Linked DNA regions of Homo sapiens: region 2 is linked to region 1. A link is an interaction called in ENCODE POLR2A ChIA-PET data of the cell type or tissue named here. Cell type or tissue: endothelial cell of umbilical vein. All regions are shown on one strand. Each heading gives the region's core, and the rest is flanking DNA. Links, peaks and the distances in the headings are about the cores only.

What was found. ChIA-PET counts read pairs that join two places held together with the same protein. Peaks named below come from ENCODE experiments on the same cell type or tissue, not always from the same donor. Only the 100,000 strongest peaks of a DNase experiment are listed, where the experiment ranks them.
Region 2: POLR2A ChIA-PET joins it to region 1 with 5 read pairs; 8 of 35 experiments call an interaction of 5 or more read pairs at or near these places.

The regions. Positions count from the first base shown.
Region 1 is chr4:56,979,942-56,984,203 of GRCh38, reverse strand. The region is part of intron 1 of POLR2B (RNA polymerase II subunit B); the gene reads right to left. Among named protein-coding and RNA genes, the nearest start is that of POLR2B, 3.2 kb to the right of the region's middle. In endothelial cell of umbilical vein, for the core only: no CTCF peak of the experiment used is centred there; a DNase peak (open chromatin) is centred at 2,153; H3K4me3 peaks cover 361 bases; H3K27ac peaks cover 3,204 bases.
Region 2 is chr4:57,078,837-57,083,362 of GRCh38, reverse strand. The region is part of intron 1 of IGFBP7 (insulin like growth factor binding protein 7); the gene reads left to right. Among named protein-coding and RNA genes, the nearest start is that of IGFBP7-AS1, 29 kb to the left of the region's middle. In endothelial cell of umbilical vein, for the core only: no CTCF peak of the experiment used is centred there; DNase peaks (open chromatin) are centred at 1,862 and 4,302; H3K27ac peaks cover 4,000 bases.

The DNA.
Region 1 (4,262 bases), core at 1-4,000:
GAGACTCATTTACTCATCCATTTATCAGATTTTTTTTCAGGCTGGGCGCACTGGCTCACACCTATAATCCCAACACTTTAGGAGGCCGAGGCAGGCAGATCACTTGAGACCAGGAGTTCGAGACCAGCCTGGCCAACATGGAGAAAACCCATCTCTACTAAAAATACAAAAATTAGCCAGGCATGGTGGCACCTGCCTGTAGTCCCAGCTACTAGGAAGGCTGAGGCAGGAGAATCGCTTGAACCCAGAAGGTGGAGGTTGCAATGAGCCGAGATCACGCCACTGCACTCCAGCCTGGGTGAGAGTGCGACCCTGTCTAAAAAAAAAAAAAAAGTGATATGAATATTCCTGACAAAGATCTGAAAAGGTTAGGGAAGACTTCCCAAAAGCTGGGCAGAGGCCAGGTGCAGTGGCTCATGTCAGTAATCCCACCACTGGAAGGCCAAGGCAGCAGGATCACTTGAACCCAGGAGTTCGAGACCAGCCTGAGCCACAAAGCGAGACCCCCGTCTCTAAAATTTTCTTTAAAAAGCTGGCCGGGCGCAGTGGCTCACGCTTGTAATCCCAGCAGTTTGGGAACCCAAGGCAGGTGGATCACAAGGCCAAGAGTTTGAGAGCAGCCTGGCCAGCATGGTGAAACCCCGTCTCTACTAAAAATACAAAAATTAGAAGGGCATGGTGGCGCATCCCTGAAATCCCAGCTACTCAGGAGGCTGAGGCGAAGAATCACTTGAACCTGGGAGGCAGAGGTTGCAGTGAGCCGATATCACACCACTGCACTCCAGCCTGGGGGACAAAGGGAAACTCCATCTCAAAAAAAAAAAAAAAAAAAAAACCTGAGCAGAGATCTCGTGTTATAAACAGGAGTAATCAGGCAAAAGGAAGGGACAAAGGTAGGAGTCAAGAAAGAATCCTACCAAATAGAAAAAAACAAATTGTGCAAAAGACCCCATAATGCAAGACAGGATGGCATATTCAAAGAATGATAGAAGGCCAATGTAGCGGAAGCACAGATTGTGAAGTTGGAAGTGGAATAAGAAGAGTTTGGCCTTTACCAAGAGATATGAGTTTAGCAGGGTTGTGGCTAGGTCAGATTTTCATTTCTGAAAGATCCCTATGGCCAGTGTGGAGAGTGGATTGGAAGTATACAAATCAGTTAGGAGTAATCTAGGCAAGGGATGGCAGCAACATGAACTAGAATGATGGTGGAGGGGATAGAGAAGTGGCCAGATTTGACATATTTAGGAGACAGAACCAACAGGGCTTGGTGACTGATTAGATATAGAGGTGAAAGAGAGGAGTCAAAAATGATGCCCAGGCTTTCGGTTTCAACAACAGAGGGTACAACAGTTGTACCTCAGTGTCCATTGGAGACTGGTTTCAGGACCTCCCATAGATACCAAACACAGATGCTTAAGTCCCTGACATGAAATGGCACTGTTATATACCCTAGGCACACATCCTCCTGTATCTTTTAAATTATCTCTAGATTATTTATAATACCTAATACAATGTAAATGCTATATAAATAATTATTTACTTGTAATGTTTATGGAATAATGGCAAGAAAAAAAAAGTCTGTACATTTTTACAAGGACGCAATTTTTTTTTAATATTCTCTTTTTTGTTTTTTGAGACAGGGCCTTGCTGTTACCCAGGCTGAAGTGCAGTGGTGTGATCACAGCTCACTGTAGCCTCAAATTCTTAGGGCTCAAGCAGTCCTCCCACCTCAGTATCCCGAGGAGCTGGGATCACAGGCACATGCCACCATGCCCAGCTAATTTTTTAAATTTTTTTGTAGAGATGAGGTCTCCCTATGTTGCCCAGGCTGGTCTCAAATTCCTGGCCTCAAGCTTTTTAATATTTTCAATCCAAGGTTAATTGAATATACAGATGTGAAACCTACAGATACAGAGGGCCAAATGTGCCCTTCACCGAGACAGAGAAGACAGGAGGCAGTGGCTTTGGGAGGGGAATAGCAAAAGAAAATAATTAGCTCAGTTTGGGCAGTTGACAAGGTTAAGCAGCCTGGGAGATATCCTAGTTGGCTAGTGGCAGTTAGATACCCCAGATTTTAAACTAGAAGTATACACATTCAGAAGTTATCCGCATACAGATGGTAACTGAAACAATGGAAAATGGATGAGATCACCCAAGGAGAATGTGAACAGGAAAGAAAATGAGAAAAGTCAGATAAGAAAAATCAAGTGAAAGTGATGTCGCTAGAAAGCTGAGTGAGTTTCCGGGAAGATGTCATCAACAGTTTTGAAGACCACAGGGTTTAGATAAGTTTTAAATATCCATCTCATTTATCAATTGAGAAGTCGCTGTCAATCTTAGAGCTATCTTAATGTAGTAGCATGAGTAGAAACATATTGTAATCAGTTGAAAAGCACATGAAAGATGAAAATTAGAAACAAGGACAGCTTATTATTTTTATAAGTTTGGCTGTGAGTGAAAGAAGAAAGGTAAAATACTAGAAGAAAAAGGTAACAATGAAAAGAATTTAACTTGTTTCCATGTGGATGACAGAAATCTGACATTTTCACATAGTGACTGAAAACTGATGAGGACGTTATCTAATAAACATTTCAGAGGACATGGGCAATAAAATGTAGGTTCACTGCTAAAGCAACCCTGATAAACTCTTTTTCCACAGGATCATTATACATTGCTAATAAGAATGCAAAATTAGTACAATCACCACTATGGTGGTCACTTGGCATCATCTAGCAAAATGTTAAACGTGCATATCATTTGACCTGACAATTTTATATGTAGAAATGTATCCCACAGACATACTTGGGCAAATTATACGTACAAGATTATTCATTTACAGCACTGTTTGAACCCGAAAATGACTAGAAATAAACCGAATATCCATCAAGAGACTACTTAAGTTATGGTACATCCACACAAACTAAGTAACTGGGGGTGGGGACACGGGAGGGGGGGCGCGATGCTTTCTGTGTACTGATACGAAAATCTCCTGGACACATTAAACAAAATCTAAAAGTGGAGAAAAGTGTGAATATTACTGTCTTTAAAAAAAGAGAAAATCCCATTTATATTTGCTTAAATATGCATAAGGAAACTGTGGAGGCTGGGCTTGGAGGTTCACACCTGCAATCCCAGCACTTTCGGAGGCCGAGGCAGGTGAATCACCTGAGGTCAGGAGTTTGAGATCAGCCTGGCCAACGTGGAGAAACCATCTCTACTAAAAATACTAAAATTAGCTGGGCACGGTGGTGTACGCCTGTAATCTCAGCTACTCGGGAGGCTGAGGCAGGAGAACTGCTTGAACCTGGGAGATGGAGGTTACAGTGAGCCGAGATTGCGCCACCACACTCAAGCCTGGGCAACAGAGCAAGACCATCAAAAAAAAAAAAAGAAACTGTGGAGTGATAAGAACCTCTTATAACTGTTATAACTGTAGTTACCCACTGTGGAGAGTTCAAACTGGGCAGATGGTGGGTAAGAAGGAGACGTGACACTTTAACTTGTTTTTTTTGAGACAAGGTCTCACTTTGTTCTCAGCTCATAGCAGTGTCAACTTCCCAGGCTCAAGCGATCCTCCAGCCTCAGCCCCACAAGTAGCTGGGACTATAGGTGAGCAAGACCACGCCCAGCTAATTTTTCTATTTCTTATAGAGAGGGGTCTCCCATGTTGCCCAGGCTGCTCTCGAACTCCTGAGCTCAAGTAATCCACCCGCCTCAGACTCCCAAAATGCTGGGATAACAGGCGTGAGCCACTGCACCAGCCACCCCACTTTAACATTTTTAAATTTTCTGGCTTGTGAGCTATGAGAATATATTACCCAGCCAAAAATTATGCTTTAAAAATCTTTTTTTTCGAATTTTTCTTCTACTGAGATAGTAGTTAAAAAAGAACAAGGAATATAATGATGCTAATAAATTTCTACAACACAAGATATAAATGAGACAGAAGTTTAAACAGCTTTAAAAGTTTAAGCTTTTGGCTGGGCACATTGGCTCATGCTTGTAATCCCAGCACTTTGGGAGGCCGAGACAGGCAGATGGTTTGACCTCAGGAGTTTGAGACCAGCCTGGGCAACATGGCCAGACCCCATCTCTTAAAAAAAAAAAAAAAAAATTAAGCTTTTGCTTCAATTTTTTCCATCTGATTTATCAGAAGTACCTGAGGGAATAGAGAGAGGAGATGTAGGGGGTGGCCAAGGAATTGAGAGCTATAAGAAAATAAGGTTTGAATTAGCAGATATGGAGAATGGAAAAGGCGGCTA
Region 2 (4,526 bases), core at 324-4,323, 99 kb before region 1:
CAATGTTTCCCCGTTCAGCTTAGCCAAATTTTTTGAAAATTTCTCACTCCCACTGCTGGGAAATGTGCAGGGAAATGGGGACCTTCCTGCACTATTGCCAAGACCAGAATTCCTAACAAGCTTTTCAAAAGTAATCTAGGAGTATTTATTAAAATTAAACATTCTCATACCCTTTGACCCAGCAATCTTATTTCTGGAAACCTCTCCTACAGAAACAAAAGTGCTAACGCATAGGGACATAAGTATTAAGAATATTTATTGTATCATAGTTTGTATATAGAAGAATTTGGAACATCTGGAATATTCTTAAAGAATTATGCCCATGTTTGGGGACATTTTGCAGCTATTGGAAAGAATGAATTTGATTTATGTGTATTGAACTAATAAAGCTAATACATAATACATGGATTGTTCACTGAAAAAAAGGCAGTTTAAGCCAGGTGTGGTGGTGTACACCTGTAGACCCAGCTACTCAGGAAGCTTGAGGCCAGGAGTTCAAGATAAGCCTAGGCAACATAGACAAACCCTGTGTCTTAAAATAAAACTTTAAAAAAAATTTAAAGCAGCTTGCATGTTAATAGGTATGAAATTTTCATTAAAAAAATAAAAACTATATGTATAAACAGTTTATATAAGTTGTTGGGGGGTTAGGATTATCAGGAGGTAAAAGTAGACAACTTGCTGCTTCTTTATATATTTGTATATTTGAATTGTTACAGTGAGCATGCACTTTTGCATTTTTTAAATAGCAACAAAATATTTTAAAAGAATACTGAACCACTACATCATTGATATTCCTCATAACTAAATTTCGAAGGTTCTTTTCTTTCCTTCTTCTAATTACCAAAAACTTGATTCAAATTTAAAACTATACACTCATAGATCTAGAATGATTCTGGGGTGATATTTCAGTTCATCATTAACCTTTCCCTAACCACTTCCCTGTATCATCTTAGTCTAAGAGATTTCAAACATGGCAACTCCAAAGACGCAGGTCCCAGAAGAGCTCTCTGAGACCGCGATTTGGGACCCACACTGGTCAAAAGAGGAAAATCACAGAGCATCCTTTGTAAACTCAGCCTTCTCTCAGGAAAGTCTTTCTTATTATAACTGATATTCCTTGGGCTGAAACTCACACCTGTTCCTCCACTTCTGATGTAGAGACAAAGAGGATTCTTGACCCCAAAGGACCTCCTAGATCATTGCTTCAACCTTTCCATTTTACAGATGAAAAAACTGAGGACTAAGTAAAATGTGGGGAGAAATGGTACCAAAACCCACTTCCCCTACTTGCTAATCAGTGCATTTTCTGTTGCTCTAGTAGTACCTTTCTTTCTCACACACCAGCATCCCCGAGTCGGTTCTACAACAGTGCCTTTCACCTGGTAAGCCAAAGTCTGTTGGATGCAAACTGTTTACACAGAATCCCAAGTAGAAGCTAAGTTATCAACGTCAAAGGACCAGGAAGGCAGGGTGATTCAATTGCAAACCCAAAGCAGCAGCACTTTGGAGCCAGAATAGAACTCTGAATAGTCCTTTATTTTGTGCTGAGGACCTAGAACTTCCACTTTTCTTTCTCTGGAGCCAGACTTCATGCTGGGGCTTTGTTTTAAAATCAAGGCCCCAGCGGACTCAGAACTAAGGAATTTTTTTCACACATATTCAAAACGGAAGCCCTGCCACCATGGGGAAGCTCAAGGTCCTTGCTCAGCTTCTGCTTGTGTTTGGGCTACATGAAAATCTCTGGGTGGTGGTTGATGTTTCCCGCACCAAATGATTTCTGCACAAGGCCCGACATTCCCCCTGCCCTGATAGAAGGGTCACACCACACACCAAGAAGGATGTGACTAATAAAGAGTGTGACTTCAGAGAATTTACAAGTCCAGACAACTTCTGATAAACATTTAAACAGAGGTCAGGAATGTTTTCCTTTCTGAGGGGAAAATATGTGGTCTATGGTGTGAGTGGGAGGGGCTGGTGGGGGGTAAATCTAAGCATTAGCTTCCTCCCTTCATAATTCTTAAGCATTTTAACAGCTGTCATTTTTAATGCCCTAACAGGCTTTCAGACTTAGAACCCATAGCTGAGTATGGGCCAGAAAGCTCTGTGAAAAAAAAATGGGCAATTCCAAAGTGATTACCAAGCAAGTTTAAAACTAACATTAGGATCATTAGAGGCACTTTCCCTGGGCCCTGCCCTGAAGCTAAGAATGTTCCAGAAAGTATCACTCAAGGCCCATTTTAAGTACCCAGGTTGGGATCTTCACTTCCCCTGCTGACAAAAGGGGGAAGCTCCATAGAGGAAATGGGTGTTGACTTCCAGGAAAGGAAAGGTGAGAAGGACCAGATGGCATCTGTCAGCATCCTCAGCCCACCGGAGACATTCTGAGAACATTGGCCAGGGCCAAGGAGGAGAGATTGATGAGCGGAAGCCAACAGAGATATCCCCTTGGCAGTGGAAAGGAAAGCTGCAGGTCGTTTTTGTGACCCAACACACTTTCATTGGTGGTGCTGATCCAGCTAATGTCTTTTAGCATTTTCCTTTTCATTGGCTGTTTGGTTTGTCTCCTGACATTTCCTGGATCGGTGTGCACGGTAGGCATAGGGTGAGTGAGTAAGACTAGTATTCTCTCTGGTCAGTTCTAAATAAAAAGTAAGAAAAGAAAATGTCAGCCAGGTGTGGTGGTGCACATCTGTAGTCCCAGCCACTTAGGAGGCTGGAGTGGGAGGATCACTTGAGCCTATGAGTTAGAGGCTGCAGTGAGCCATGATCATGCTACTGCACTCCACCCTGGGTGAAAAGTGAGATCCTGTCTCAAAAAATAAAATAAATTTCACTCAAAATCTTCCTCTAAATGGGAAGATGGGGACTCAGTATTGGAAGAAAGGTTCTGATACCAACTTTAGGAAAACCCTTCGTGTGTCTGCAATCAATATTCTTTTGAATATATCAGCTTCCGTTGTTTCAGCTATAACCCCTGTAGGCTGGAGCACTCGGGCAATGTGAGTAGAATGCAGCAGTGTCAATTTCCCTCCTTTGAATCTTAGACAGGTAGAGAAATTATCTCATTTTAAAGTCCTAAGTATTCCCATACTCAGTTTTAGACATTTCTTGCTTTTCTTACTGAGATAAAGTATGTTATTTTGAAAATCCAGTCTTCAGAAATCTCATTCACTTTGTCATTGGTTCATTCATTCTTGTAGTCATTCATTCATTCAGGTACCCACCAAGCCCTGTGGGAGACCCTGTGTTGGGCTAAAGGGCCATGTCAATAGGCCATCACTCAGAAAACCGTGGGAATCGTGGTCAGGATGGAAGTTCTAGAGTCAAACCTACCCTGAATCCTGGCTCTGCTTCCCATGTGCTCTGTGATTCTGGGCAAGTTATTTAACCTCTCAAAGCCTCCAATTCCTCATCTCTACAATGGGGTAATAAGCATAGCCACTTAACTAGATTTCTGTGAGGATTACCTGAGATAATATATGGATGAGCCTGCACTGTGCCTGGCATACAGTAAACTCAGTAAATGATAATAGAGGCAATGGTAAGGACAGTAGTAACTTTTATTATTAACAATTATTAATGAGACAAATAGCATGAGAGTGATAGGAAAAGCGCTGTTAGATGTTGGACAGAAGATAACTGGGAAGATTTCATATAGAATTTGACTTACTAGATTTTTTTCACTTGAGGTTTAAAAAAAATCTTAGTGGAGAAATTGGGAAATTCCCTTTCCTTTGCATTTCATTTTCTATTACTTTCCTGAAGACTGAAACTTCAGTGTAGAATTTAGCTGAAGGCTACATCCCAGCATTTGCATTGGCCTTGGAGTGCCAGGGTAATTATTCTGTCAATTATTTGACTTTTTAAAGTCTGTCTACCTTGAAGAACCTCTGCAAAGGAGGACCGTGTTAATGTGTAACACAGAGATAAGCAAGGCTCTGCTCTTTTTTTTTTCCCATGGCTGTTCAACTGGAAAACTGAAATGGTTCTATTTGCGTCTCAGCCAGCAGTGTTGAAAGGTGGGGGATAAATGGCTTTTACTAATGAAGTACAGTGGGATGTGAATTTTAGCAATGCAAAATGCCACGTATCACCTGCAATTTGTTTTTTTAAAACACACACACACACACCAAAAAAGGGAAATCACAAGACAACATAAACCTCGCTTGAAGAAACGATCGTGTTTAACAAGAAGACAGCAAAGAGAAATACTCTGAGTTGAGCCAAGTAGATGTGTGCTGCTTTTGTAGATGGAATAAATGATCCTCACTTGCATAGACAGCAAGGTCATTTTTCTCACCCTAAATGGAAGGCATTAATCATCAGCTCTGAAGAACAACATTCAGGACAAGAAGAAACAAGCCACCGCAGCAGGAGGTATTGAATTGAGCCAGAGAACTGGGGGCCCTGTGGACGGGAGCCAGCTCAGCCCAGGTAGCAGCTCCCAGATCAGCAGGGGTGGGTGGTGGAGCTGGTCCTCTTGAGCCCTAACAGCTTTGTTGGGAACTTTCTATTGTTCAAGA